Linked DNA regions of Homo sapiens: regions 2, 3, 4, 5, 6 and 7 are each linked to region 1. A link is a contact called in ENCODE Hi-C or POLR2A ChIA-PET data. All regions are on one chromosome and are shown on one strand. Each heading gives the region's core, a stretch centred on a gene start or an enhancer-like site at or near the end of the contact. The rest is flanking DNA. Distances are from core to core; before and after follow the strand shown.

Region 1 (4,052 bases), core at 459-2,958:
ACAAACCCTAGAAATGTCTTCAGGTCCCAGCCATGTTTAGGAAAATACTTGAAGGCTTCTGCGGTGAGAGTGCTACCTGGTAAGGGCGTATGGACACACGTGGAGGGCAAGAAATGAATTTGGGTCTGGTGCCGAAACATCTTTCCACTGCTGTGATTTTGTTTTCTGGTCAGAGTAATAATGCTCGTTGTAAAATAAATAAATAAATAATACATAAAAAGGAAAAGGAAAATTCAGAGAAAATGAAAACAACTCGTAATCAACGTGCTTTTTGGATGTGAACTGCTCCCTTTGGGAGGGCAATGGAGAAGTGAGGACGCACTGGGTATCTGGCCCGGAACAGCCGGCAGTGGGTACACCCTGCCTGGTGAATTCGACCGGGGTTTTGGGGGACCCGCCACCCAAGGGCCGAAGAGCAGGGCCGCCCTACGGGCGCTCCCATTTGGCCACCTGAGTGGCGACTTGGCGCCTTCCTCGGAGCAGCTCCGGGGTTCCGTCGTCCCGGTTCCCACTGGTCCCTTACGCAGAGACCAAAGGCAGGAACCTTCCCTCGTAACTATCCACCGACTGAAAATAGATTCTGAGTCCGCCCCCGCCCCTCCCCCCTTAAAATCCTCCCCACTCTTAAAATCCTCCCCTTTAAAGGGAGCCACAGGGTGACGCCGGGGGAGTTTGCGGAAGCGCTAACCGCGTTGGGGCCTAGGGCGGATCCCGTGATTGGGACAGGCCCCGCCCCCGGCTCCACTTCCCCCATTGTGTGAGCGGCTCGGGCCTAGGCCCCGCCCCCCTCCGGAGGCCCGGCCACTCCCCTTTTCCACCCCCCCTTGGCTCATTTCCGGCCGCCGCCGCTACCGCTAGCCTGTAAGGAGGATTCGGCAGAGGGAAGAAACAACAGCCGCCATCTTGTTTGTGTGCTAGGCTGGGGGGGAGAGAGGGCGAGAGAGAGCGGGCGAGAGTGGGCAAGCAGGACGCCGGGCTGAGTGCTAACTGCGGGAGCCAGAGAGTGCGGAGGGGAGTCGGGTCGGAGAGAGGCGGCAGGGGCCGAGACAGTGGCAGGGGGCCCGGGGCGCACGGGCTGAGGCGACCCCCAGCCCCCTCCCGTCCGCACACACCCCCACCGCGGTCCAGCAGCCGGGCCGGCGTCGACGCCTAGGGGGGACCATTACATAACCCCGCGCCCCGCGGCGTCTTCTCCCGCCGCCGCGGGCGGCCCCGAACGGAGCCCCGGGGGGCGGGCGCTCCCAGCACCTGGCCGCCGGCGGTGGGGGCCGTAGCAGCGGCCGTATTTATTTATTTTCCGCGGGAAAGGAAGGCGAAGGAGGGGAGCGCGGCGCGAGGAGGGGCCGCCTGCGCCGCCGCCGGAGCGGGGCCTCCTCGGTGGGCTCCGCGTCGGCGCGGGCGTGCGGGCGGCGCTGCTCGGCCCGGCCCCCTCGGCCCTCTGGTCCGGCCAGCTCCGCTCCCGGCGTCCTTGCCGCGCCTCCGCCGGCCGCCGCGCGATGTGAGGCGGCGGCGCCAGCCTGGCTCTCGGCTCGGGCGAGTTCTCTGCGGCCATTAGGGGCCGGTGCGGCGGCGGCGGCGCGGAGCGCGGCGGCAGGAGGAGGGTTCGGAGGGTGGGGGCGCAGGCCCGGGAGGGGGCACCGGGAGGAGGTGAGTGTCTCTTGTCGCCTCCTCCTCTCCCCCCTTTTCGCCCCCGCCTCCTTGTGGCGATGAGAAGGAGGAGGACAGCGCCGAGGAGGAAGAGGTTGATGGCGGCGGCGGAGCTCCGAGAGACCTCGGCTGGGCAGGGGCCGGCCGTGGCGGGCCGGGGACTGCGCCTCTAGAGCCGCGAGTTCTCGGGAATTCGCCGCAGCGGACGCGCTCGGCGAATTTGTGCTCTTGTGCCCTCCTCCGGGCTTGGGCCCAGGCCCGGCCCCTCGCACTTGCCCTTACCTTTTCTATCGAGTCCGCATCCCTCTCCAGCCACTGCGACCCGGCGAAGAGAAAAAGGAACTTCCCCCACCCCCTCGGGTGCCGTCGGAGCCCCCCAGCCCACCCCTGGGTGCGGCGCGGGGACCCCGGGCCGAAGAAGAGATTTCCTGAGGATTCTGGTTTTCCTCGCTTGTATCTCCGAAAGAATTAAAAATGGCCGAGAATGTGGTGGAACCGGGGCCGCCTTCAGCCAAGCGGCCTAAACTCTCATCTCCGGCCCTCTCGGCGTCCGCCAGCGATGGCACAGGTTAGTTTCGGCAGCCCCGGCCTTCCACGTTCCCTTTAATCTTTTCTACTCGGTGCGCCTTTATTCTTCCATTTTTTTTTTCTTCCTCTCTCTCTAGTTCCCTGCCCCTTAATTAATTTTAAAGGTATTTGAATGAGCTGGTCGAAGACGTCCAGTAGCCCAACCATTTTCTTTGCCTCCTAATACATTGATTGCAACACTATGTCATATCGGTGTGTGTTCTGGAATTAGAGCTCGTAAGTGGGTGCTATATAGAAATGGCCTGTATTGTTGCTCTCATGCAATTTAATTTGGGAAATGCCAATGCATTTGTGTGTAAGAGCTCCTATGCAATTTAAGTTTCATTTTTTTTGTTCTTGGCAAATGAATTTCGAATCCTTTCTCTTTACTGTACTTACTGTGTTTCCTCTACTTTCCACTCTTCGAAATTTTCTCTCCTTTGCAGAATATTTTCTGTTGAGGAATAGGGTGTAAAAAAATCTTGATTTTGTGTGTGCGAGGTCCAAGATTTCAGGTTAGAGGTGAAGTTTAACAATTCTTTTATCTTACCTACCATTCTTAGCTTTTTTTTCCTTTTTCTTCTTATTTGCTTTAAGAATCAATATGGAGCGCAGTTCATTTCACATCTCCCAGTTCTTTGGTGTGAGACCAAAATGTCTGAAACTCTGGGTTTTTAGGTTGGGAGAACAGGGGCATGTTCTTTGCAGTTTGCAGTCACTTTCTCATTTTAGGGGAAATAAGATAAACAATTTTGTGGAGTTACGTACCTGGAAATCAAGGTTAGAAGTTGAAAGAGTTCCAATCATGAACTACAAACGTGAACTGATTGTACAAAAGTTTAAAATGTGCATTAGGTTTGGTGTTTGTGTGTGTCTTTGTCTTTTTACACTTTTAAACATACTTGGAGATCAAGATTTTCGTTTAAAAGCTTTACGACCAGTTCATTCAGTTGTGGACTAGCTCCTTTGTCAGGAGAAGTTCAGGGAGACTTCTTCCATCATCCCTTCATTCTTTTCTTACAGTTAGTTTAATGGTGTTATCCTGATGGGTAAGGACCTTTTCTTTGCTGGGATAATGAAGATGAAGAATGGCTGGCCATCTGACAGTCCACAAGATGTTCCCCTTTACTACGGAGCATCTCTTTAACTCCCTGAGAGCAGGCTCAGCGTCATCCCTCCATCTGCCAGTGAGAGTGCATAATGGAGTTAAATGTACCCTTTGAGTTTGTAGAGAACTTCGAGAGCATGTTTCTAAATAGGCTTCATTTCAGAGGGTGAAAATGGGAAGACAGAGCTAATGCTTTGAATTCGTTGCTTTTATAAGAAAGATGTGAAATGAATTTAAGTTAACCTGCAAAAATTGAGAAGTAGGAATCTTGCGAGTTCCTCTACCTAAGGCTTGTAACATTGATTATGCATGAACTTTGATCTGTACCTATTCTATGAAGGTACTGTAGTCTCCAGGGATTTTTTTAGCTGGTTTTTTCCTTCAGAATTCATACACATACACAAACGTCGTTGTATTCCTTTGCACCTACTAAAGTGCCATTCAGAAACATTTTTTAGATCATCTTTAGAGACTTAATCACCTGTAGATTTTTGTGGTGTTTCTTTCGTATTTGTGTAATGTGGTAGTTTTTGCTTTTTAGTTTTGGTGTAACGTGGTAGTCGATTTTACATTGGAGTTAGCCAGTGACTTGGAACGTAGGGGAAACTTTTTTGTGTACTTTGAGTAGTCCTGATTTGAGCAGTTTCGTCTTGGAGCTGTATTGTTTAAATACTTCTGTTCAGGTGTGCTACTACTTTCTCCATGTCGGTCTGTTTTGCTACTTGAAATA
Region 2 (4,052 bases), core at 671-3,170, 990 kb after region 1:
AACCACCGAGCTGCGGGCCTGGAGAATGGCCACTGCCTCTCCAAGGACAGCAGCCCTGTGGGCTTGGTTGAAGAAGCGGGCAGCAGGTCTGCAGGGTGGGGGTTGGCTGAGTGGGAGCTGCAGGGCCCTGCCAGCCTCCTCCTAGGCAAGGGGCAGAGCCCTGTGTCCCCTGAGACCTCCTGCTTCTCTACCCTGCATGACTGGTATGGCCAGGAGATCGTGGAGCTGCGGCAGTGTTGGCAGAAGAGGGCCCAGGGGAGCCACTCAAAATGTGAGGAACAGGATAGGCCCTAAGTCTGGGCCCTTTGAGTCAGGAAACCAGGGCCAGTTCTTTTTCAGGAGTTAAATGTTTACCCATTTCCAAGGTTGCGTTTTGGGAGGGGACATGGGTTCTCTCCTTCCTGCTATTTAGGCATTCTCCAGGTTCGAGATCCACCCGTGTGTCTGGAAGGGACTGCGGGACCATTCCTTCCATCCTCTTTATTTCCTGAGGTCCAGAGAAGGAAGGAGACTTAGCAGCCACAGAGCAAGACCCCAATCTCCTGACTGCACTGGCCTGACTGCCCCCTCCCAGGGGATGTTAATGAAATGAAGGAAGTGGGGAATGTCACCCGAGACTGTCACAGGCTTGCCATACCTTTGGCCTACACACCGGGCTCTAGAGCCATAATTTCCAACCTGGGGAGTCTCCTGTGCACTTAAATCCGAGGTAGGCTGCAGTATCGGCTTGAAGCTCTGACACTGTCAGAGAAAGTGGATTTATTGTGTCATAGGAGTTTCTGGGACCCAGCTCTTCCTGAGAGGGGTGGGAAGATTGGGGATGGGATCCTCACTCAGCAGTCTGGGTAGGGCCCTTTGAGGCAGAGGGTCTTCGGCCAGTGAAGAGAGATTTATTCTGCTCAGAGTGCTGGGGTCCCATCCTTTCTCCCTGGCTGCCCTGTTAACAGATGGTGCTGGACCTTGCCCCGGAAGGGGCTTGTAGCTTTTTTACGTCAACGAAATGCCCTCCTGTACTCTGTCTTCAGCAGCCAACTCCTGGAGCTGCCAAGTGAGGGGTTAAAGAAGAGGTGGGGAGGCAGTGTGGCTCCCTGGGAAAAGTCTGTTGCTTTGGTTCTCAGTCCTGGGTATTCTAGGAGCTTGGACACGGGATTGCGTTTCCTGTGCTAAAATTCTCTCTCCTGGCTGGGCTCCGGTAAACTGAAGCTGCTCGAGAAATCACCTGGGAACTCTCATAGCCGTTTGTCACCCAGGGTGTACTTGCCAGGACCTCTCCTTGCTACTCTTCCCAAAGTCGGGAGGCAAAGCGGCTGGGTCACCAGAGCCTGACCATACTGACGCTCCAGGGGGAAGACGCAGAGGCCGGGAAGAGACACCCCCTCCCAAACACATAAAACTTGCCCCTTCCTAGCCTCGGCTCCCCTCACTGGGGCCTTGGGCAGGACCGACCCGCATCCAACTAGGCCTAAGGGGTAGGCTCTGAGCCTCTTACCCCTAAGAGGCGGAGATGCGCCCAAGGCGGGCGCCCGGCCTGTTCCCCAGCCCTGCCTGGAAGCCCCGCAGCCACTGCATTTTGTTTAAACACAGATAGCACGGGCCTTTCTCTTATTGCTACAGTGTTTTGTACACGGTTAAAACACTAGTAAAGCTTTTTCGTTATTACTCCTTCCGCTCCCTGGGTTTATTTCCACAACCGGCCGCTGAGGCCTGTTCTGACGGCCGGGCGGACCCAAGACCGCGGCCACGCCCAGCAGGACGCGGACTGAGGGAGCCGGGGCTGCGCCGCCACTCTCGTGACGCCACCATGCCGGCCAGTGACAAACACCTCCCTCCCGCCGCCCCAGGAGCCGCCGGCACTGCGCGAGTGGGAGGGCTGGGCTTCTCGTGTACTCCTCAAACTCTCGCGAGGCTTCGGGCGGCTTTCTTCCCGAGGGCGGCACGAGGGCTGGGCGGTGGGGTGCGGGTGCCCGGGTGAGGGGCGGAGCTGGGGGCATGGCGTCCGGAGCGGCTCGCTGGCTAGTATTGGCACCCGTCAGGTCCGGGGCTCTCCGGAGCGGGCCTAGCTTGAGGAAAGATGGCGATGTCTCCGCCGCATGGAGCGGCTCAGGCCGGAGCCTGGTACCGTCGAGGTCAGTCATCGTTACCCGCAGCGGCGCCATTTTGCCCAAACCGGTGAAAGTGAGTGTCCTCCTGGAGACGGGGCGAAGGGGCTGAGGCCAATCATTGTGGGGAGTGCGTGAGGGCGGCGCTGATTGATAGGAGCCAAGGCCAATCATAACGATTACCGTAGACTGGAAGGCGGACCAAGAATACGCTAATGAGTTGCTAATTTTGACAGGTGTGTAGAAAATGGTAGGTAGACAGAAGATGGGGGGCAAACGCTGAGGAAGTTGGCCTTTTACATTAGCTTGTCCTGAGAGGTGCGGTGCTCTGCTCCTCTGGAGTCAGAAGACTAGGCCGTGTGCTTCTAGCTTAGAGCAGTCCTGTAATCTCTGCCCTGCCTGTCTCCTAGTTTATGGGATGAAATATGAATTTTGAAAGGACTCTGTAAATAAAGGGTACGTGGGACGGGCCTCATCTTTTTATTAGTTGTCACCTAATATTTAATTCATGTGATTTACAGTCCTGATAGATGTGCAGGGAATTATTACAATCACGGGTTTTCAAATGAAGAATCGGGCTAGAGCGGTGAAGCTCGTATCCAAGGCCAGCGCTGAGGACGCAGCATCCGGGTTTCTTCCTGGTACCGTCCCCACCAGGTCCTGTCTTTTTCCAACACTGAACGCTATCACATGCTTGAGTTTTTCTAGGGAAAACGGAAACAGTCCCTTATATCAAGCGAAAGTTTGCTTTACGACTGCAGGGCTGTGTGGTGTGGGAGTTAAAAAAACAAATTCTCTTAAAGCTAGTCTAGCCTATGCTAACTCACACAATTGACTGTAGGTCCATGTTGGGAAAGACCTGCCTTATCAAAACAGTTGAAAAAAAAATTTTTTTAATTCTAGGAATACGAGAGAAATGTTGCTGAGATTTTACTGACATTCTCCCAATCCATCTAAAGTCTTTGAGTGTAAATACATGCCCACTTTCAAATACATCTGTTTCTAAAATTTTTAAATCAAATTTCTCAGGCATCAGGGAACCTGTTACTTAGTGAACTGTGTAGAATATCCCTTCACTGTACATCTTTCTGTCATCGGTTTTCGTGTATTTCGTGTTCAGGCAGAGCTCACCGTAGTCTGGCCCTCCTAGTACTGGTGCACCCGATTGCCTGTAGGGATTTAAAGTAATTAGCAGGCTGTGTCCTAACTTTAGATGTCTAGGGTGCCTTAGACTTTTCTTTCCAGTGGACTTTTCGTCCATTTTGATGGCCATAACAGTCACCTTATCTCCTTTTTTTTTTTTTTGAGACGGAGTCTCACTCTGTCACCCAGGCTGGAGTACAGTGGCACAATCTTGGCTCACTGCAGCCTCCGCCTCCCGGGTTCAAGTGATTCTTCTGCCTCAGCCTTCTGAGTAGCTGGGACTACAGGCATGTACCACCACACCCGGCTAATTTTTTGTATTTTTAGTAGAGACGGGGTTTCACTATGTTAGCCAGGCTGATTTCGAACTTCTGACCTCGTGATCCGCCCGCCTCAGCCTCCCAAAGTGCTGGGATTACAGGTGTGAGCCACTGCGCCCGGCCTTTTGTCTTTTTTTTAGACAGAGCCTCACTCTGTCTCCCAGGCTGGAGTGGAATGGTGCAATCTTGGCTCACTGCAACTTCTGCCTCCTGGATTCAAGCAATTATCCTGCCTCAGCCTCCCGAGTAGCTGGGATTACAGGTGCGCACCACCATGCTGGGTCAATTTTTTGTATTTTTAGTAGAGACGGGATTTCACCATGTTGGCCAGGCTGGTCTCAAGCTCCTGACCTCAGGTGGTCCACCCACCTCAGCCTCCCAAAGTGCTGGGATTAAAGGTGTGAGCCACCCTGCCTGGCCTTCTCCTTTTCTAATTACTTTTCTTGCCCTGAATTTTTCCAAGGACTTTAAAATCAAGTTGCTTATGATG
Region 3 (4,052 bases), core at 587-3,086, 910 kb before region 1:
GTGGAGTCGATAGTCACAGGGCATTCTCATGCACTTTTTTTTTTTTTTTTTTTGAGATGGAGTTTCACTCTTGCTGCCCAGTCTGGAGTGCAATGGCGCGATCTCGGCTCACCACAACCTCCGCCTCCCGGGTTCAAGCGATTCTCCTGCTAAGCTCAGCCTCCCTAGTAGCTGGGATTACAGGCATGTGCCACCACGCTGGCTAATTTTGTATTTTTAGTAGAGACGGGGTTTCTCCATGCTGGTCAGGCTGGTCTCGAACTCCCGACCTCAGGTGATCTGCCTGCCTCGGCCTCCCAAAGTGCTGGGATTACAGGTATGAGCCACCGCACCCGGCCTCATGCGCTTTTTACCATTTTAGTTACTTTCTTTCCTGAAGCCGTCCTTAAAACATAGATGAATGCGAGTTTCTGGGAACTATGTGACCCTCATTCCCCTACATTTTTTATATTCAGGTGGCAGATTTCCTCCTACTCAGCCCAGCCCTTCTGAATAGGGTCCAAGTCATTGATTTATTCATTTATTTACCTCCTATGTGGTGTTTGGTGTGGAGCCTCACAGAGCAGTGAAGACGTGGTGTTTTTCCTTATACAGTTTACAGTCTCCTGGGGAAGACTAATGTTAAGCACATTCTTTCATAAATTGCAATTATGACCATTGCTCTGAAGAAGTAGTAAAGGATATTATGGGAGTGTTAACAGGAGGGCCTGGTCTGGACTGCGAGGGTCAAGAAGCCTTCCCAGGGTGGAGGCGAACTTTTGAGATGGCCAGGAAAAGATGAACAGAACTACTCAAAGAAGCCAAGTGCAGAGTTTCAGAGGTGAAAGAAACCAAAGATACCATCTAGGGAAGCCCAATCTCCGCCGGCTACCAATGAGAAAACGGAGGCCAGGCAGGGTGGGAGGATGGGTAAGGGACTTACTTACTTGCTGTTAGCAGTGAAGTTACACGGCCTGTGAGCCGCGGGGGCTGGAGATGCAAACCGAGCTTGGGTTTCTTAAGTGGGTAGGAGTGGAGATGTATATGCGAAGGAGAAGGGATTAGGAGTGGTGGAAACCAGGTAGGTTTTAATTTAGTGCCTAGGCTCCCTCAGCTGCAGAGCTACCTCCTGCGGTGGGGGAGGGGATTAAAGATGACTCAGACCTGCCCTAGCCCAGAGAAACTCCGTTTGCAGTGCTGAAGCATAGTTTTTATTTGGGTTTGGGGGAGGAGGTACTGAACACACATACAGGCAAAACAATAAGTGTAGAGTTCAGAATTGGGAAACCAGTCCCTCTTCTGCAGCTGTTCAGCTGTGTGATTTGGGATAAGTCACTTAACCTTTCTGAATTGCAGTTCAGTTTATACTTTTGTGCGTTTCTTTCAGTCTTTTTCTATACATTTTAGGAGTTTCTTAGAGATCAGTCGTGCCCTGTATTTCACCTCATTCTTTCAAAGCTAAAGCCTCTTGTTTGGTAGAGCTGTGTTTCAGCCCCTTTTACAGAGCAGTTTGCCAGCCTGTGCTTGCCCAAACATCTAGAGAATAACTAGCAAGCGAGCCAGGAGAAGATCCAGGAGCTGTAAGAATCGTTAGCAACTGAGCATATTTCTATAAACCAATAAAGGTTTTTCTGTTTTGTTCATCTGTTACCCTTATGCTGTTGCCACTTTCACATGCAGTGTCTGTAGGCGGAGAGTATGAGATAACAGCATTTCACAAATGAAAGTGAGTGGAAAAGGGCTGCTTCCCCTTTAAGGCAGTCTCAGCTCCAGCTCCCTCCCCTTTCCTGATTGACAAACCTACCCGAAGTCACATGATCTGCCTCTATTTGAAGGTCACAAAAAGCTGCTTCCTTTAGAGACAGAGAGGGAGAGAGAGAGCAAGAGGGAGAGTGTGTGAGAGAGAGTTAGTTCAAGCCAAAATGGCCGACAGAGTCTCTGCTGGTTTCTGAATATTTAAAATACAAAAAAACAGATAGACAAAAAGAATTCATTTTTTGGACCTTTTTTCATTTCCATTTCTACCTTGTATGCCTCAATTTGCTGGATTTAAGCACTGCTGCACTTTATGAGGTTGGTAAATATTTTCAATTTTTTTTAACCAATTGATTTATATGGATCTTGTCTAACCGTTTTCACTGGTGGTGTTGCAAATCGACATTTGTCTAGCATGGAGACTGGCTTCAGACATTTCGTGGATCTGTGTAAATCAGACCCGTGATGTACTTTGGTTCGGCATTTTAGAAATGGAAAAGACGTGGTAAAATATTTAGATTTTGAAGTGATTTAATTGCACTTTTAATGTATATGCAGATTTTCATCATCGTTTCTATCTTGCAATAAATGAAGCTGCGAGTAATTGGAAATTTGCTATTTAGAAAGAGGTTTTTAAAAAACACAGACCTCCCCCTCCCCCCTTAAATCTGCTGCAAAAATTTGCATAAATATAAATGGGTTTGCATTCTTTCGGCTGCTAAGGCCGACAAAGGATCTGGGAGGGCAAGCCCTAGAACGGGAAAGCCTTTTTCTATCTTTTTATTTTTTAAACTGGGCCCTCCTTCCTAGAGAGATGTAAAACCTAAAGTAAGACCTAATACATTTTAAACATCAGGTTGGGGGCGGGTGAACACCAGGAGGTTTGGGGTTTGTAGATTCCCCTGCTTGAAAACCTCCCAAGCAATATGTGGCTCACCCCTCTCCTTTCTGCGCGCGCTCATTTGCACTGGGTCTCTGTGTGTGTTCTCAAATGTGCAGCCAGATGCGCTTTTATTTTGATCCTGGATTCAACCAAAGGGTAGGACTATGTTGTAAACATGGTGTTTTAAAGATATGAACAGCTATTCACCGCGATTAGAAATTATTTCTTTATCAGTTCTCCCTGTGTATTAGCCTTCTTCATTCCTCACGAAATAAAATTTTTGTTTAATTTTACACAGATGCAAAACTGAGTTTTTCAGCATAAATTCATCGTGTGAGTGTGTGGTTGCCTGTTTCGGCCATGTATCCACTGCGAAGTGGTCATTTAGGGTCACATGTATAAGTAGCAGTCTATGTGATTGTTAGTAACCCCTGAAGCTGTGCAGTGCCTGAAGTTAAATTCCATTACTCCTAATGCAGGATTCTGGAAGCCTGAGAGCAGGGAGGAAAGAAAGCTGAAAACTTGCTTTCTCAGAGCCTCCTCCCCCTATCATTGTGAGAGTGTGATGTAATGCTTCTCGGTCTGGTGGGCTGAAAGGATTGTAGTTTGTGATGTGGCGGGTAAATTGCCCCCACCCCTGGGTAAATTACTCCACCCCCCTGAGCACATCCCTGGCTCTGAGAGGCCTTGTTTTCTTTTCTCTTTTTTTCCTAATTTGTATCCTCCTGATTTATGCTGTGGCATATTGGCATGAGAAAGAGACTGTTCTTCTAAATCTGTTACAAAGTATAGTTTAGAAAAGGCATTTAAAATATGCAAATGGGTTGAATTGTCATATCCCCATCATTAAATATGTAGACGTGGATTAAAGCTAATTAAGCATAAATGGAATAATTTTGATCAGAAGGGAGCAGTGTTTTTTGTTGTTTCCTTTTTAATTAATCTAATTATGAGATGCTTACTGGGCCTGAAAGTGTTAAAAAAGATAAAGTGGAAAAAATGCTGGACCATTTTGAAAATTTGACAGTCTGGAAGAGGGTGTGTGGTGCTTTCAAAAGCTTTATTCACTCTTAAAATGGATTGGCCTCTTGTGCTGAAAATGGCCTGTTTCTTTGGGCCAATTGTGTGTAGATGAAGGGACTTTCACGCTAATTTAACAAAAAGACTTTCCATTTGAATACATAAGATAATTAAAGCCCTCTGTCTCTAACAAGCAAGGATTTTATTATTTTAAAAAATTAATGTTGTTATGTTAGTAATGGTAATAAATACAGAAGTGACTGTTTAGATTCACTGTAAATTTTTTGATGATATAAATTCAGCTTTTGTGTAAGAAGGATTGGAAACATTACATTAAAGAGGTAGTCTGGAACAAAGTTGTCTCTAAATTTTTTTACGGCTTGAATTTAAAGGGAAAAGATAGAGAAATTACCTT
Region 4 (4,052 bases), core at 620-3,119, 850 kb after region 1:
GGACTCCTCTGTGTTCTGGAGACTGGGGTGGCCAGGCCAGGGTGAGAAAACAAACCAGAGAACAAAACTTTACAACGGAGAAAGCAGAAGTCCTTGCTTCTCTGATCCTAGAGGCCAGAGAATGACAAGAGGGTGACTTTCTCTGGAGAAATATTTGTCCTTTAATTTTTTTTTTTTTTTTTTTTTTAGATGGAGTTTCACTTTGTTGCCCAGGCTGGAGTGCAGTAGCGCGATCTTGGCTCACTGCAACCTCTGCCTCCTGGGTTCAAATGATTCTCCTGCCTCAGCCTCCCGAGTAGCTGGGACTACAGGTACATGCCACCACGCCTGGCTAATTTTTGTATTTTAGTAGAGACGGGGTTTCACCATGTTGCCCAGGCTGGTCTCGGGCAATCTGCCCACCTTGGCCTCCCAAAGTGCTGGGATTACAGGTGTGAGCCATTGTGCCCGGCCGTTGTGTATTTTAAACATTGTGCACTGACCACTGGCTCCTCTCTCCTCACCTTACAGATTGACCTCAGCCAGCCTCTCCCATCCTCACCACTTCCCATCACAAGTTAGGTCACCGTCTCAGCACAGTCCTGAGCCAGGCCTGCCTGAGCCCTGACTGCCCCTTCCTCTGGCTCTCACCTGTATTTGCTGTGAAGATTAACCACAAACACGATCAGGTCAATTCGGGGCCGATTCACACTGGAGGGCAAAGGGAGGGACTTTGCCAAGTGGCTGAAAAACAGGAAATTGCAGGACTCAAGATATCCGTACCCCCCTCATAGCGACCGTTTAAATGCTGCCCTTCATGTGGAAAGAGGCCGTCAAGGGCTCCCCACCTCATCCTAGCCACCCGAGGCTCTTGTGGCCACGACTCCTTGGGCCAGCACAGAGGCAGGACAGGTCCGGTCCTATTCAGATTACTCCTGTCTGATTCCCTCTGCCAGAAACGGGCTCTGTTTAGTCACCACCTCGGCAAGGGGAGGTTGGGATATAAGACGGCATGGGACTAGCCAGCTACGCTGCATGCTGGGAGAAGGACCAGCCTCAGAGGAGGGGGCGCTGGGCTTCGGAGTTTAGCAGCTAGGACCGAATCCCTCTGGAGTGAGAGACACGTGGGCCCAGGCCACAGCCGCGGCTACTTACACCTTCAGCTCGGAGGCGCAGTCCTCTTTGAGCATCGAGTCCGCCAGCTGCTGCAGAAGAGCATCCTCCGTGCCCACCAGCTGCGCAGGGAGAGAGAGCGGACAGTCGAGCCCTAGGCACAGCACCCCCTGGGGAGGGCCTGGCCCTTCGACCCACTCCCGGGGGGATCGGGACACCGCCAGCAGGCGGCTCGGAGGACATTTCCCGAGAAGTGGACCCCGCGAAGCGGCACGGGCTGGGGGCCTGAGGTTTGGACCCGCTGCAGGCCTGTGGGCACCGCACTCTCTACTACCCGACCCTCGCTCCCACCGCCGGCCTCTCCAGGAGGCCAGACCCCCAGACGCGGGAAAACCAATTCCAGGCGCGGGAACTCGCCAATCAGAAGCTGGGAAAGGGTCCGCCGAGCACCTATTGGTGGGTGCGTCCCTCAACCTCAGAGAGCGGCTACTCCAATTGGTTCAGAGCATGGCTCTCCGCCTATTCCCCGCCCCCGCCACGGTAGCGCGCGCTGGCTTGGCGCCTCAGAGAGCTCAGTTGACCTAGTGGCTGAAGCACCGCCCAGGAGGAAAAACCGGCGGGGGAAGCAGGGCCGCCTGCACCTACCAAGATGGTGGCCGTGTTCAGGCCGGGCAGCTTGTCCAGGGGCCTCAACACCGACATCACAGCCGCAGGACCAACCGTTGCTCCTGCGGTGCGCGCCGATCTTTCAAACCGCCCTGAGTCCAGCCCCTAGAGCGCGGCCTGGGGGCACGTGCCTCCTTATAGGCGGGGCTTCGCGGGACGGGACGGGGCCTCTTAAAGGAACCGAACCTTTATCTCCTTTTCTGAGGGGCGTTCCAGCGCTACCCGTGGAACACGTGGTGGACAGGCCTTTGGTTCCACGCTCCACAGTAAGCAGGTTTTTAGTGATTCCTTTGTTCACTTTCATTCATTCATGCTCATACACAGTACTTTTTTTTTTTTTTTTTGAGACAGAGTCTCGCTTTGTGGCCCAGGCTGGAGTGCAATGCGCGCAATCTCGGCTCACTGCAACTTCTGCCTCCCGAGTTTAAGCGATTCTCCTGCCTCAGCCTCCCAAGGAGCTGGGACTACGGGCGCGCGTCACCACGCCCGACTTATTTTTTTATTTTTAGTAGAGACGGGGTTTCTCCAAGTTGCCCAGGCCGGTCTCAAACTCCTGGCCTCAAGTGATCCCGCCTCGGCCTCCCAAAGTGAGTGCTGAGATTACAGACGTGAGCCACCGTGCCTGGCCCTTTTTTTTTTTTTTTTTTTGGAGCGTCACTTTGTTGCCCAGGCTGGACTATAGTGACACGATCATAGCTCACTACAGCTTCAAACTCCTGGGCTCAAGTCATCTTCCTGGCTTAGCCTCCTGAGTAGCTGGAACTACAGGCAAGTGCCACCATGGGGATCTGGCCATGTTGCCCAGGTGGGTCGTAAACTCCTGGCCTCAAGCAGCCCTCCTGCTTCAGCCTCCTGAGTAGCTGGGACTACCGCTGCACACCAGCAGGCCCTGCCAATTGACTGCTTTTACAGTGAGTGGTAAGCATGCTGTTCTTTGTCCAATGGGAGACTTTACCTCATCTTTCAAGGTTCCTTGCTGCAAACACAGCCTGAGTACAGAGCTGTCAGGGTCTTGCTTTCTTGACATACCCAGCAAGAACATGCAGGGACGCTCAGGGCCCATAGCAAACTGGTTCTGCCAACAGTTATATAATAACTTGTTCACTGTCTCTACATCTAAAATGTAAGAAACAAGAGGTTAGAGACTTTGTCACTTTGTATGTCCAGCACTCTAAAAGTCCCTGGTACATCGTAGTTAATAAATATTTGTTGAGTGAATGGATGGATTACATTCATCCATTCATTCTCAGCAGTCATTCATTCATCATTTCCTATGCCCAGACCCAATGCCCTACCCTAGGAAGTCAGTTGAATCAGACATTATTGATTAACTTAGTTTGATGGGGGTGGGATAGACAATGATAACAGTGTGTTCATTGTTGTAATAACTGGGAGAGCAGAGACACTGTCTAGCCTAAATCCTTCTTACTGCAGACTAAACTAACTGTGTCTTGCTCAGAAAGATCAGGACGTAAATGGCCCCATAGAGCCACTGCCCTCAGCACAGATACGGCTTTCATTCCTCATGGCATGGGGTGTGGAGAGGACTTCCTGAAAGTCAAGCAGTAGTAGGCACTATGACAAGAAAATAAAGTAAGCTGAACGCCGTGGCTCATGCCTATAACCCAGCACTTTGGGAGACCGAGGCGGGTGAATCACTTGAGGCCGGGAGTTTGAGGCCAGCCTAGGCAATATAGTGAGACCTCATCTCTACAAAAAAATTTTTAAATTAGCTGAGCAGGGTGGGCATGGTGGTTCACGCATGTAATCCCAGCATTTTGGGAGGCCGAGGCGGGCGGATCACCTGACATCAGGAGTTTGAGACCAGCCTGACCAGCATGGAGAAACCCTGTCTGTACTACTAAAAATACAAAATTAGCTGGGCGTGGTGGTGCATGCCTGTAATCCCAGCTACTTGGGAGGCTGTGGTAGGAGAATCGCTTGAACTTGGGAGGCAGAGGTTGCAGTGAGCTGAGATTATGCCAGTGTACTCTGGCCTGGGCAACAAGAGCGAAACTCCATCACAAAAACAAAAAACAAACAAACAAATTAGCCAGGTATGGTGGCGGTGGCGGGCGCCTGTAATACCACCTACTCGGGAGGCTGAGGCAGGAGAATCACTTGAACCTGGGAGGCGGAGGTTGCAGTGAGCTGAGATCGCACCACTGCACTCCAGCCTGGGTGACATGTGAGACTCCATCTCAAAAAAAAAAAAATGAAAGATAAACTAAAGCTGTCTGGCAGAAGAGATGGATGGGAGGAGGCTACTTTAGAGCAGGGAGGCCTCCCTAAGG
Region 5 (4,052 bases), core at 731-3,230, 740 kb after region 1:
ATCCGCCCACCTCAGCCTCCCAAAGTGCTGGGATTACAGGCGTGAGCCACCTTGCCCGGACTCTCTTTGTATTTTTTCTTTCTTTTTTTTGAGACAGAGTCTTGCTCTGTCTCCCAGGCTGGAGTGCAGCGACATGATCTCAGCTCACTGCAGCCTCTATCTCCCAGGTTCCGGCAGTTCTCCTACCGGTTAGCTGGGATTACAGGCATGCGCCACCACACCCGGCTAATTTTTGTATTTTTAGTAGAGACGGGGTTTCACCATGTTGGTCAGGCTGGTCTCCAACTCCTGACCTCAAATGATCTGCACACCTCGGCCTCCTAAAGTGCTGGAATTACCGGTGTGAGCCACCGCGCCTGGCCAGATCCTTATTTTTTCAATTGCAATACAGCAGTATGCAAGGCACTTACTGTATGCCAAAGCTTATGCCGAGAGCTGGCTGCCAGCAGCTCCTCCTGCCTCGAGGCCTTTGTCCATGTCATCATTTCCCCTTTGGCTGTAACAGCTGCAGTTCTCTCATAATTTTAGGTTTCATCTTAAATGTCACTTCTTCAGAGGCTTCTTGACAGCACAAGTCAGGGCCCTTGTTAGTTTCATCACATCCATTACCTTTCCTTGATCACTTGTACCATCATCTGTAATTTATTTTTATGTTTAATACGGGTGTGGGATTTCTGATTTTTTTTTTTGCTAGACTGGAAGCTCTCAGAGGGCAGGAACCATTTGTTTCCCTGCCACAGAGATGTTCAATAAATATTGTCAATTGAATGTGCAAATAATCTCACTTAACCACAGCTATGAGGGATGCTATTTTATCCCCATTTTAGAGATGACTAAACTGAGGCTTAGAACAATTAACCCAAGGTCACAGTGAATTAGTGGATCCATGTGTCTGCCTCCACACAGCCTGTGTGTTCTTAATTATTGATCACTAAGCAACAGCTGCCTCTCACAAACTGGCAGGAAACTTCAACTTTTCCCTTTTATCAATATATTGTGAACGCCTTTTCTTGCTAATAAATATACATTTGTGTGCGTAATTTTTAATGATCCCATGGTATTCCATCGTGTGGATGTAATTTACATATTCATTTCCTTATTCTCACTTCTTCCTAGTTACAGCACTTCTTTAAGCACTTGTAATTTTTATTCCTTTGGATAAATTCCTAGAAGTTTACAACACGACCAGCTGCAAGATGGGGCAGTGAGGTGCTTGAAGGAGTGGGTGGGCTGCACTTCAGAATCCCGGTGGAACTTTTTCAAAAAACTCGTGCCCGGGGCCCCCCTCTCAGGAGGCCGTCGGTGGGCCTGGGCACTGGCGTGGTTTTCAGGTCCTCAGTGGTTCCGAGGTGCCAGAGATTGAGGACCACTGGAGTAAGCGCGAGGTCACGGCGGGTGCAAAGCAGAAGACGTAAAATCCTGACCGCCCTGGGACAATCTGCAACCTTGTCAAGCCTCCGTGCCCGCCTTTGTAAGGAGGCTGGGAGAAGCGGGACTTGGATGACCCGGACTCCCGTCCCGAGCGCTGGGGTCCAGGTTTGACTCCGCTGGCTTTCTCAGGCGGGCAGGGCGGGGGTAGGCAGCTGGGAAGATGACGTAATGTGCTCCCAGCCAGGCCTGGAGGCGGCCAGCGGTCGCAGGTGGAGGGTGGCCTGTTAACCCTTCACTCCCAGGCCAGTGGACGGACTTGCGTGTGGCGCAGATCCAACGGAGAAGGCAGCGGCTCCTTTAAACAAGGCGGAGAAGGTTAAGATGATGACCGGACGGCTACTCCAGGCATTCGCTCCGAGGCCGCGGGGGGAGGGACCTCACTATGCAAATCTGAGCTGCTGATCGATGACGCGCCATCACCCCACGCACCGCTTCGCTCGCCCATTGGCTGAGATGAGCCTGGTCCCATTGACAACAAACAGGGGGGCGCGCGGCCTGGAGGCGGGGCCGCAGGGGGCGCGGGCTGGGGCGGGGGAATCCCGCCCCGCCCTTTCTGTGCGGCGCCCGGGCGCAACGCAAACATGGCGGCGGGTGGCACCCGTCGGTGAGGCGGTGCCGGGCGGGGGTTGTCGGGTGTCATGGGCGGTGGCGACGGCACCGCCCCCGCGTCTCCCTGAGCGGGACGGCAGGGGGGGCTTCTGCGCTGAGCCGGGCGATGGACGACAGCGGCGAGCTGGGTGGTCTGGAGACCATGGAGACCCTCACGGAGCTGGGCGACGAGCTGACCCTGGGAGACATCGACGGTGAGTGGTGGGTGGGTGGGAGTGCGGGGGCCGCGCGGGGAGGAAGGGGTTACGGCGGCGCGCCCGGGTGCGCGTGCGCCCACCCCCCGACAGCCCCGGTTCGCGCGGGAAGAACCCCGTGCGCACGGTGCCCCCGGCGGTCCTCAACCCTTCCGGCGCTGCGAGCGTGAGCCCGACCCAGCTGCGCCGCTCCGGGAGGCCGTGGGATCTGGGGCGCCGCGGGGCCGAAAGCGGCGCGAGGGTCGCGGGTTCCAGAGCGCGGGGCTAGGGACGTCGCGGGGGCGTCTCAGGGAGCGGCCTAAGGAGAGCGCGTGGCCGCCGCCTCCCTCGCGCGCCCACACGCGGTTTCCGTGGTCCGCTCTCCCGCCGCCCGCGACCGCGCGTCGCACCTGTCACTCCCTTCCTGGCCGCGGGGACGTCTTTGGGATTCCCGGGGCCCAGCCCCCAGTCTCCGCGCCCCGAATCCCTGGGCTTCTCAGGATTGACCGACGGCCAGGTCGCCGGGTGCTCCGCGAAACTTTGGGCAGCGACTGCAGAAGCAAGTTGCTGATGAAGAGAGCAGTGGCGGCGGAGTGTGGACACATCTCTCCGGGATGGAGACCCGGGCGCTCCTGCTGTCACGCTGCAAGGGGAATTGAGCAGAAGAAATTTTGAGTTGTGGCCCCTCGGGTACGGGCTGGGGAGCGGGTGGCCTTTGTTCCAGCGCCTTAACAGCGGAGTGGAAGAGCTGGTAGGAGCCCAGGGATCCACTCTTAAAATACTAATTTTGCGACCACGGGAACAACGATTTGGAGAGGGTCAGCGGCTTGCTCAAGGTCACCCAGCTGGTTAGAGCCTAGTTCTTGCAGTTCCTTGGCCAGTATTGGTTTTTTTATACCCCTCCTTTCAAGAAAGAGTCCAGTTGACTAGGCTAGTAATCTTATTAACTGGATAGTTGCACTCTTATGTTTAGGCCCCAAAATGCTTTGTATTATTTCACTTCTTCCTCACAACAATCCTGTGAGATACTCTTATTACCTCTATTTTAATACGGTAATTAAAGAAGCCGAGGCCAGGAGATGTTGACTTATCTAAGGCCACTCACCTTAGAGAGCTTAGGCAGAAACACAGGTGCATTGTACTTTTCAGTTTTCAGAATGCTTTCATGTCCAGGATCTCACTACAGCCTTGCAGGCATGTATGATGGCTACATCCCCGTTGTGCAGATGAAGAAGCAGAAGCAGCAGAAGATTCTCTTTTGGGGGAAGAGATAAATGCAGCAGCTAATTGAAAAGGATCTGTTTGCCATTTTCCCATTTTGCTTTTGTAATATTTCTCCCCTTGGTTTGTCCTTGATTTCCATTTTGGTCATGTGGGCAGTGTGATAAGACCCTTAATTGAAGCCCCAGTTCTAACCACAGACTCTTTGCTAAGTGCTTCTAAATACAGAAATGGGTTAACAAATGGGGGATGGGGTAGGTGGGGGTTGGGAACATAGCAAGGGCAGCTAACATGTTTTGAGAACTTCTGTGCCAGACGGTGTTAAACAGTTATACACGTTAATGTTCTCAATCTTCCTAACAACCCTGTCAGGTAGAGAGAACTGTTATACTTGTCATCTCCCTCTCACTGATCCTGAAAGTGAGGCCCAGGGTGGTTCATTAATTTACTGAAGATTACACAGCCAGTAGAAAGTACTGTATGTCTATAGCTGCCTACCTGCAAGGGCACAGAAAGAAATTCATGTGCATTTTGCATTCCTATTCCATGATCAATTCCTATTTGTCTTATTTTGTTTATCTGATTTTTAAATTTAAATTTTTATTTATTTAGTTATTT
Region 6 (4,052 bases), core at 541-3,040, 720 kb before region 1:
GTCCCAGCTACTTGGGAGGCTGAGACAGGAGAATTGCTTGAACCTGGGAGGCAGAAGTTGCAGTGAGCCAAGATCATGCCACTGTACTCCAGCCTGGGCAACGGAGCGAGACTCCATCTGAAAAAACAAAACAGAAAAAATCTTGAAAGGATACTAAGTCTGACACAAGGAAATTAAGTCATGGGACTCTGACCAGATATTCTGTCTACTTCCTTCTCTGCTATGGGCAACTTGGAGGCAGCAACTACTATCAGTTTATCTGTAATGTGAGAATTTATATTACATAACAGATACTGGGGATATAGGATACCATGGATTTTAGTTAATACATTTCCTCATAGAAAATAAGGAAATAACAGTCTTGTTCCTGTCCTAACAATTCTGTTAGACTAATGATCTCCAGTGATTGGCGATTTGACCTGGTTTCTTCCTGGACTATTTGAATGGGTGGATTTGTTGGTGCATCTCTTGTCTTCTTTCCTTTTCCATTCTCCTTTATTTTTGTATTTACATACTTGTATGCAACTTTGTAATCTGATTTTCCCATGTAACATTTTAATTTGATGGGTGGTCTGCGTGTTCACTGGAAAACATATATATATTAAATGTACATTTATGTATATATATAAAATATACATTCATATATATTATATATAATATACATTCATATATATTATATATAATATACATTCATATATCTATCTTTTATATATATATATAGACAAGATCTTGCTCTGTCGCCCAAGCTGGAGTGCAGTGGCATGACCACAGTTCACTGCAGCCTTGATTTCCTGGGCTCAAGCGATCCTCTCACCTCAGCCTCTTGAGTAGCTGGGACTATGGCACACACAACCACACGTGGTTCATTTTTTGTTGTTTTTTGTAGAGACAGGGTCTCACTCTGTTAACCCAGGCTGTTGTATTTTCTTTAAGATTGGTTTAAATTCACACGGACTCCAGCATCAGAACTACCCAGATGTCAGGTTCTGGGCAGAACTTGGGGCAACTGATGAAATGTCTGCTCAGCTGAAGTCAGACACCTGGACACTTAATGCCCTCTTTCCCTGGCTGATGCTCAGTTTCATTTAAGAACCAGGAGAGCCTGATGTTTGTAAACACAGCTTTAGTGGAAGCACGAGGGTTAGGAGTCCCTAGAAAGGTGATATGAAGCCTAGGTGGATGTGAGGGTTGGTGAGATGGGAATTGCACAGCATAGAATCTGACACAGAAGGTACTCAGAAAATTTCGTTTTCCGGCCTGGCGCGGTGGCTCACGCCTGTAATCCCAGCACTTTGGGAGGCTGAAGCGGGCAGATCATCTGAGGTCAGGAGTTCGAGACCAGCCTGGCCAACATGGTGAAACCCCGTCTCTACTAAAAATACTGTACTAAAAATACAAAAAAATTAGCTGGGCGTGGTGGCGGGCGCCTGTAATCCCAGCTACTCGGGAGGCTGAGGCAGAGAACTGATTGAACCTGGGAGGTGGAGGTTGCAGTGAGCCGAGATCACGCCACTGCACTTCAGCCTGGGTGACAGAGCGAGACTCCATCTCAAAAAAAAAAAAAAAAAAAAATTAGCAAGTTATTTGCAGCGTCTATCTCCCACCACCCTGACTGCTGGTCCACACCATACTGTCCCAAGCTTCTCAGGCTGCGGTGCAGACGAAGAAATCATCGCTATGCATGCTGGCCTTGGGATGGGGGCGCAAAGCCCCTGGACGCGCCCCGCCTAGTGGGCGGGAACGACTACAGCCCCCAGCATGACCCGCGGCCGCCCATGCCACGCCCCGCCACGCGTGCGCTTAGGCGCCGCTGAGCGCTGACTGGGTGCGAGTGGGGAAGCTGCTAACCCGACCCGGATTGGCGCTGAGGTGGCCCGTGGGGCAGGTGAGTGCGGGGCGGGAGTCAGCGGAGACCCACCGGCGCCTACAAGTTCCCCTCAGGCGGGGGCTGCGGGGCGGCTGTGGTCGGACTGTCCGACCGAGGGTCGTATGGGCCGAAGGCGCCCACGAGAGAAGCACCGCCTCGGGCCGGAGAGCCGCCGGGCCGACCTTGCTCGCGTCGCCGTTGGAATGGGGGCCGGGGACGCGGCGGGGCGGGGAGGTCGGCTGCGTCCTCCGGTGCGGCCGCCCCTAGACGGCCGAGGCCACCTCAGGTGTTCGGGGCGCCAGCCGGAATCCACCGCGCTGGCAGCCGGGAGCGGTTTTACGAAAACCGCGCCTGAGGCGGGGGGCTTTCTAAAAAGAGCCTGGCTGGCTCTGGCACCGGGACAGCTGCAGACTCCTCCTCAGGTTTAACTTGCGGTTTTCCCTTTAAGATTCAGATCCAGGTGCAGAACCCGGGCTCGGATCCAGGCCCGAGACTCGGAACACCGGTGTGTTTGCATTTTAGCACGGGGGAAACTGAGGCATACGTTAGCCAGAATCATCCGGTGTGGTTAGGACTGGAATTTTGAAAATTATTCTCATACTTAGTTTACTGACCTAGGCTCTTTTTTATTTGGAAAGAAAAATAAAGATGTTTCAAAGGTTGTTTTCAGTGACTGGGTGACTAGTGTATCTTCCAGTCTCACGCTGCACGTTTGTGGTGGGTTGATGGCTCTTTTTTGTTTTGCGGTGGGATAGAGATGTCCTGGAATGTTCTACACCTTTCTTATTCTTTCTTAGTAAATTCAAGTCAAATCAGACTCTGATTCACAAAAACTCATTTTCAACTTCGACTCGTTTACTCGTAGTTTTTGTGACAGGTTTGTGATTAGGTTTATAGGTACATATGTTTCCCGCTTTTCTTGCTCTTTTAGTTCCAATTATCTCTGCACTCTAAACAGTTGAATTACATCTTTGTTTTTACACTATTTCTGTTCTTGGTGATTAATTTGTAATTCTTCTTTTCTTTTCTTTTCTATTTTTTTTTTAAGACGGGAGTTTCGCTCTTGCCCGGGCTGGAGTGCAATGACATGATCTCGGCTCACTGCAAGCTCCGCCTCCCGGATTCAAGTGATTCTCCTGCCTCAGCCTACCGAGTAGCTGGGATTACAGGCGCCCGCCACCACGCCCGGCTAATTTGTGTATTTTTAATAGAGACGGGGTTTTTCGCCATGTTGGCCAGGCTGGTCTCGAACTCCTGACCACAGGTGATCCGCCCGTCTCGGGCCTCCCAAAGTGCTGGGATTACAGGCGTGAGCCACTGCGCCAGGCCCGATTAATTTGTAATTCTATAGATATCTTTCCTGGCTTTTGATAATCCTAAGTGAATGTAGCTTTTTCATCCCTAATTATCATAGTAGCCTGAGCTTTAGTTCTTCTCCCTGTCCCCCCCCCCTTTTTTTTTTTTTTTTTTTTTTGAGACGGAGTCTCGCTCTGTTGCCCAGGCTGGAGTGCAGTGGCGCGATCTCGGCTCACTGCAAGCTCTGCCTCCCGGGTTCACGCCATTCTCCTGCCTCAGCCTCCCGAGTAGCTGGGACTATAGGTGCCCGCCACCACACCCGGATAATTTTTTGTATTTTTAGTAGAGACGGGGTTTCACCGTGTTAGCCAGATGGTCTCGATCTCCTGACCTCGTGATCTGCCCGCCTCGGCCTCCCAAAGTGCTGGGATTACAGGCGTGAGCCACCGTGCCTGGCCCTCCCTGTCCCTTTTTAAGCGTGGAGGTGTGTGGTCTGGGAGGGGAGAGGGTGAGGTGTCTATTGATCAGATATGGGTAATAGGTTAACATAACCCATGACCAGAACATTAAAAGGCTGTAAACAAACAATTGCTTCAATATAAAAACGCATACCTCGTGAATTTGGAAACATGTCAGGTTGATAGAAAAGTGAACTCGGGTAGAACCTCACAGAAATGAACCCGACATTAGGGTGAAATATTGAGAAGGGAAGGGAGGAGATAATCATCTCTTTTATTTTACAGCCATCTTTCTATGCCTGGAGTGGATGTAGGAACAGCCTGCTGGCTCAGAAGCTTAAAAAAAGCTCTGTGTGTTTTCAGTTTTTCTCTTCTTAGTTCTCAATGAAGGTTTTGGCAGGAGCCCAAAATCTTGTACATTTGATAATTTA
Region 7 (4,052 bases), core at 727-3,226, 600 kb before region 1:
TCCCAGCTACTCGGGAGGCTGAAGCAGGAGAATGGTATTAACCCAGGAGGCGGAGCTTGCAGTGAGCAGGGATTGCGCCACTGCACTCCAGCCTGGGCGACAGAGTGAGATTCCATCTCAAAAAAAAAAAAAAGAAAAGAAAAGAAGAAAAAAAATATTCTCTCTGCAAACTGGGCACTGATAATCACTCCATCTCGTCTTCGATGTGTCCATTCATTGCTGACTCCACAGGCTCAAATCATCCTGTTAAAATTATTAAAATCCCAAAGAAATCTGGAAAACTCAAAAGAAATGTCTAAGTGTTTAGAAAAGTAGCATTTACATAATTATTATACATTGTATATAAATTCTGATAGTAGATAATTAGGGTTTCCAAGATAGGAGAAGAAAATATTGACAATTCTCTTTTATTCATATTTGACAGGATTTGGATAAAGCTCCTATTGTCGTTTTTTTCATAACCTAGAACTCTTCTAAAAGAATTTTCCTCAAATTTAAAAGTGAACTTTTCTAAATAACTCAAATGTGTCCATTCTACTCCCAAAGGATTTTCTTTTCCTGCAGTATAAGACTATGAAAGAAGCCGAGCACGGTGGCTCACACCTGTAATCCCAGCACTTTGGGAGGATGAGGCGGGAGGATCGCTTAAGGCTGGGGTTCAAGACCAGCATGGCCAAAATGGCAAAACCCCATCTCTACAAAAAATATAAAAATTAGCCGGGTGCAGTGGTGCACGCCTGTAGTCCTAGCTACTCAGGAGGCTGAGGCTGGAGAATCACTTGGGCCCAGGAGGTGGAGGTTGCAGTGAGCCATGATTGAGCCACTGTACTCCAGCCTGGGCCACAGGAGTGAAAACCTGTCTTAAAAAAAAAACAAAACCAAGACTATGAAGGAAGGCTGTTCACATAGGCAAACTCTTTTAATATTGATAAGACCAGTCCAAATTGTTCACCCTAAGCAAAACTAAGACGCAATACAAGTAAAAAGCCTTCCAAGTGTTATTTTATTTTAAATTATGATGTCTTAGTGTTATAAACCTTAAAGGGTTATCTATCTACTTTCAAGTATTCAACAGACAGAAGAAACTGAAATGATCATCAATAGCTCCCATTTGTATAGTACCTAAGGCCAAAGTGCATTTTATGGATAAAACATTGAATCTGACCCACATAAAGAGTAATTCCGCCTTATTAAAGAAAAGTTTTTTCTTCCCTTATTCCACAATCTAGGCTTGGCTATATGAGCTCTGCACGGTGGGGAAAAAAGGAGTAAGAAAGTGAAACATCCTAATCACTGTTCCACCAGGTCATGAAATGCACCCTACAGTACTATGTTCAGTTATCTATTTGTTGGGTGCTCAACAAACTTTAATACAAATCCTGGGAGAATAAACCACCCAAAGTCAAAGCTTGGATGGCTACAGAGAAATAGGACTGGGATAAAAGACAGCAGTTAAGTTTGAAAGGAAACAAAAGCATGCAAATCCCAAAGGCACAAATACTCGAACCTTCCCGCAAACTGTGATAATGGGTCAGGCACACTGCTGAGTAATAGCTGTCCTTTCTCGGCTTCAGGACAATCCACGAGAGTGGCAGAATCCTGCAGGTGGACTGATGAATCTTGGCCTTCTCCTCCAGCATGCTGGAGGAGATTCGAGTCTCCACAGGCCAATGCTGCAATAAACCACTCTTCCTTCCCTCTCTCCTTAAAGAGGCCATTTATTATTTGCCGAAGATCTGATTAGCCCTGCTCTTTAAGTTAAAGTGGGCACTTCATTCTACAGTGCAAAGGGTTGCAAGAACAGTTAGATCCCAAGTTTACTTAGGGAGTGGGGCATTAAAAGCAGTGACAGCAGAAGGTCAGAATCAGTAACTCTACTGGCAAAACATTTCTTCCTGTCAGCACTGGGCCTAGACACAGACACCTCCCTCTTCTATCCAAATGCCAAAAAGCAGAACTGAGATGATTTCAATGTGTAGAGCTGGAAGAGGAGAGGGTTCCCTTAGAGAAAATGCTCATAGCAACCAACCAACCTCATTCACCCAAAATAGTAAACAGTTGGTTTCTCTGCTCAGAACCAAAAGGCTTCTGCCAGACAAGCAGTATCACATGACTAGGTTCCCTCTTCTCTCTCTTGCCCTCCCTCCCTTCTTGTACAAAGCCTGCACCCAAAATGGAACAAGGAGCTATAACACAACATTATTTTACTGGACACATTCATCTTTAAAATGTTTGAAGATAAAAGATACCAAAAAGCAGAGGGGGGAGGTACCAAAGGAAAAACTCAGGAAGAATTTACTTTGAAAAAAGTCCTATCACAGTACTGATGTGGGAACCATAAACGTAATGGTTAACTGGCAAGTGTACTCAATGAATGAAAAAACAAATGGACACTTCTCACCAATTTGTAAACACTTTGCTGACAAAATATTTAAAAGAAGATACAGTTCAATACATATTTGACCTTTCCTTTAGAAAGACAATATAGGCTCTTAAGATGCTGGCTAGAGTCAGAGATAATATATTGGCACAATAGTGACAACCCACCAAAATTTGGGATTCAAACCCTTATCTTGTTGACCTCAGCTTACCTCACCATTTGATTTTACTCCTTGTATGTCACAGTCCCATCATTCACATCATTAGGAAGGAAATCAGGACAGCTACACTAACAGGCAACTGAAAAATCTACCCAGCTGATTATGAAAACAAAGGCCACCATGACACTGGCATTTCCACCTAAACAGAAGGGGGAAGATATTAAGGCTGACAGCACAGCTGGAACCAGATGTGCCACCATATTCTTCTCCCTACAAGGTTCCTCACACTTGAAAGCTAAGCGAGGCATGCAGTATAGAGACACAAAAATGAAAACCTCTATGCTGATCAATCTGTTCCACTAGGAAACTAGATAAAGTATAAGAATCAAAAGTGTCACAATCATCTGCCATGACCTCTACTCACAGGGCCAACAGGGGCACTTTGAGAGTAAAATCACTGATGCTCGTCCATCCCTTGCACTGTAAACTGCTCAATAAATATTTATAAAGTGGAAAGAAAAGGAAAAGGAAAATGAAAGAGGAAAAATTTACATGAGAAATCCTTAATTTAAGCAACAATTTTTCCAGCAAGAGCATGTGGAGATTGTTACTTGGCTACTGTCAGAATACAAATACCAGCAATAAATGATTTGTCATCAAGGATGAGGAGCAACTGGAACTCCCAGACATTACTGAGGAGGATGGAAAACGATAATGCTATGTAGAAAAACAGTTTGGGAGTTTCTTATAAATTTACACTTACCATAAAACCCAGTAATCCTATTCCTGAGTATTTATCTAAGAGAAGTGAAAACATACATCCACATAAAGAACTGTACATTGTCTTTGGATAATAGTGTTTAGGTCTCAGTTCTGTGCCTGATGTAAATTGTCTACCTTGTTTCACCTAAGAAGCGTGTCTTTGGAAATGTGAATTTAGAGTTGCCTAGCTAACAACTCTTCAGGGGAATGAAGCAGGTAATTGAAATTGATAGTCTAAAGTGGGAGAGAGAAACTATTTGAAAACTGGTAAATGAAAGATCTTAGATTTCTGTGTGTCTCTATGCCTATATGGTTTATATGTGTCACGTGTATGTGGTATTTCACTACCAAATTATATTAAAGAGCTCTTATCTATTGGCTTAGAGAAAAGTGCTTTTCTATTGTCTCTGAAATAAAAATAAACTCAAATGCCTTTTAGTTCATCTGACTTTAGTAATAAAGGGAGATATTATTATTTTATATTAATTGTAATTAACATGTCATTAAAACTACTAGGTTAAAAAAAAGAGCTATATGTGAATATTCGTAGCAGCTTTATTTGTGATTGCCAAAAAGTGTTCTTCAACTTGTGAATGGAATAAAAAATTATATACAGGCCAGATGCGGTGGCTCATGCCTGTAATCCCAACAGTTTGGGAGGCCAAGGTAGGAGGATCACTTGAACCCAAGGAGTTCAAGACCAACCAGGGCAATATAGTGAGACCTCTTCTCTACAAAAACCTTAAAAAA

What was found. Hi-C counts contacts between places; a loop is a spot of excess contacts on that map. ChIA-PET counts read pairs that join two places held with the same protein, here RNA polymerase II (POLR2A). Pooled maps may share reads with other maps.
Region 2: a loop to region 1 is called in a map of gastrocnemius medialis, with 4 times the contacts of the local background. The contact joins the promoter of SMDT1 here to the promoter of EP300 in region 1. A Hi-C loop is called at or near these places in 2 of 168 maps with a recorded cell type or tissue (gastrocnemius medialis and naive thymus-derived CD4-positive, alpha-beta T cell) and 8 of 50 pooled maps.
Region 3: a pooled map shows a loop between it and region 1 (15-fold over the local background). The contact joins the promoter of TNRC6B here to the promoter of EP300 in region 1. A Hi-C loop is called at or near these places in 3 of 37 single-sample maps with no recorded cell type and 13 of 50 pooled maps.
Region 4: a loop to region 1 is called in a map of naive thymus-derived CD4-positive, alpha-beta T cell, with 5 times the contacts of the local background. The contact joins the promoter of CENPM here to the promoter of EP300 in region 1. A Hi-C loop is called at or near these places in 1 of 168 maps with a recorded cell type or tissue (naive thymus-derived CD4-positive, alpha-beta T cell) and 7 of 50 pooled maps. POLR2A ChIA-PET finds 5 or more read pairs at or near these places in 1 of 52 experiments (naive thymus-derived CD8-positive, alpha-beta T cell).
Region 5: a loop to region 1 is called in a map of gastrocnemius medialis, with 9 times the contacts of the local background. The contact joins the promoter of SREBF2 here to the promoter of EP300 in region 1. A Hi-C loop is called at or near these places in 1 of 168 maps with a recorded cell type or tissue (gastrocnemius medialis), 2 of 37 single-sample maps with no recorded cell type and 7 of 50 pooled maps.
Region 6: a pooled map shows a loop between it and region 1 (9-fold over the local background). The contact joins the promoter of SGSM3 here to the promoter of EP300 in region 1. A Hi-C loop is called at or near these places in 6 of 50 pooled maps.
Region 7: a loop to region 1 is called in a pooled map, with 5 times the contacts of the local background. The contact joins the enhancer-like site here to the promoter of EP300 in region 1. A Hi-C loop is called at or near these places in 1 of 37 single-sample maps with no recorded cell type and 2 of 50 pooled maps. POLR2A ChIA-PET finds 5 or more read pairs at or near these places in 3 of 52 experiments (A549, activated B cell and activated T-cell).

The regions. Positions count from the first base shown.
Region 1 is chr22:41,090,884-41,094,935 of GRCh38, forward strand. EP300 (EP300 lysine acetyltransferase) reads left to right here and starts at 1,709. Exons shown (of 31, transcript NM_001429.4): 1 at 1,709-2,215. The coding sequence starts at 2,122. MIR1281 (microRNA 1281) reads left to right here and starts at 1,630; the gene lies at 1,630-1,683. RefSeq lists silencers at 610-899, 1,000-1,769, 1,950-2,049 and an enhancer at 2,160-2,399.
Region 2 is chr22:42,077,780-42,081,831 of GRCh38, forward strand. SMDT1 (single-pass membrane protein with aspartate rich tail 1) reads left to right here and starts at 1,921. Exons shown (of 3, transcript NM_033318.5): 1 at 1,921-2,175. The coding sequence starts at 1,990. It overlaps PHETA2 (PH domain containing endocytic trafficking adaptor 2), which reads left to right. Exons shown (of 3, transcript NM_001002034.3): 3 at 1-1,659. The coding sequence ends at 294. RefSeq lists enhancers at 1-425, 1,666-2,438 and a silencer at 1,346-1,640.
Region 3 is chr22:40,176,089-40,180,140 of GRCh38, forward strand. TNRC6B (trinucleotide repeat containing adaptor 6B) reads left to right here and starts at 1,837. Exons shown (of 23, transcript NM_001162501.2): 1 at 1,837-2,052. The coding sequence starts at 2,048. RefSeq lists an enhancer at 1,676-1,725.
Region 4 is chr22:41,945,283-41,949,334 of GRCh38, forward strand. It overlaps CENPM (centromere protein M), which reads right to left and starts at 1,870. Exons shown (of 6, transcript NM_024053.5): 1 at 1,738-1,870; 2 at 1,135-1,214; 3 at 631-723; 4 at 1-22. The coding sequence starts at 1,794. It also overlaps a transcript of SMIM45 not described here. RefSeq lists an enhancer at 1,674-1,883.
Region 5 is chr22:41,831,125-41,835,176 of GRCh38, forward strand. SREBF2 (sterol regulatory element binding transcription factor 2) reads left to right here and starts at 1,981. Exons shown (of 19, transcript NM_004599.4): 1 at 1,981-2,234. The coding sequence starts at 2,147. CCDC134 (coiled-coil domain containing 134) reads left to right here. Exons shown (of 7, transcript NM_024821.5): 7 at 1-1,040. It overlaps SREBF2-AS1 (SREBF2 antisense RNA 1), which reads right to left and starts at 3,541. Exons shown (of 2, transcript NR_157279.2): 1 at 3,319-3,541; 2 at 1-2,856. RefSeq lists enhancers at 1-508, 1,335-1,844, 1,450-2,106, 3,897-4,052 and silencers at 1,885-2,224, 2,285-2,674.
Region 6 is chr22:40,368,804-40,372,855 of GRCh38, forward strand. It overlaps SGSM3 (small G protein signaling modulator 3), which reads left to right and starts at 1,791. Exons shown (of 22, transcript NM_015705.6): 1 at 1,791-1,885. It overlaps ADSL (adenylosuccinate lyase), which reads left to right. Exons shown (of 13, transcript NM_000026.4): 13 at 1-564. RefSeq lists an enhancer at 1,477-1,686 and silencers at 1,837-1,946, 2,007-2,176.
Region 7 is chr22:40,490,480-40,494,531 of GRCh38, forward strand. The region is part of intron 3 of MRTFA (myocardin related transcription factor A); the gene reads right to left. Among named protein-coding and RNA genes, the nearest start is that of MRTFA-AS1, 29 kb to the right of the region's middle. Within about 2 kb of position 1,977, at least 7 of the 41 ENCODE cell types and tissues checked have a DNase peak (open chromatin) inside an H3K27ac peak, as active enhancers do.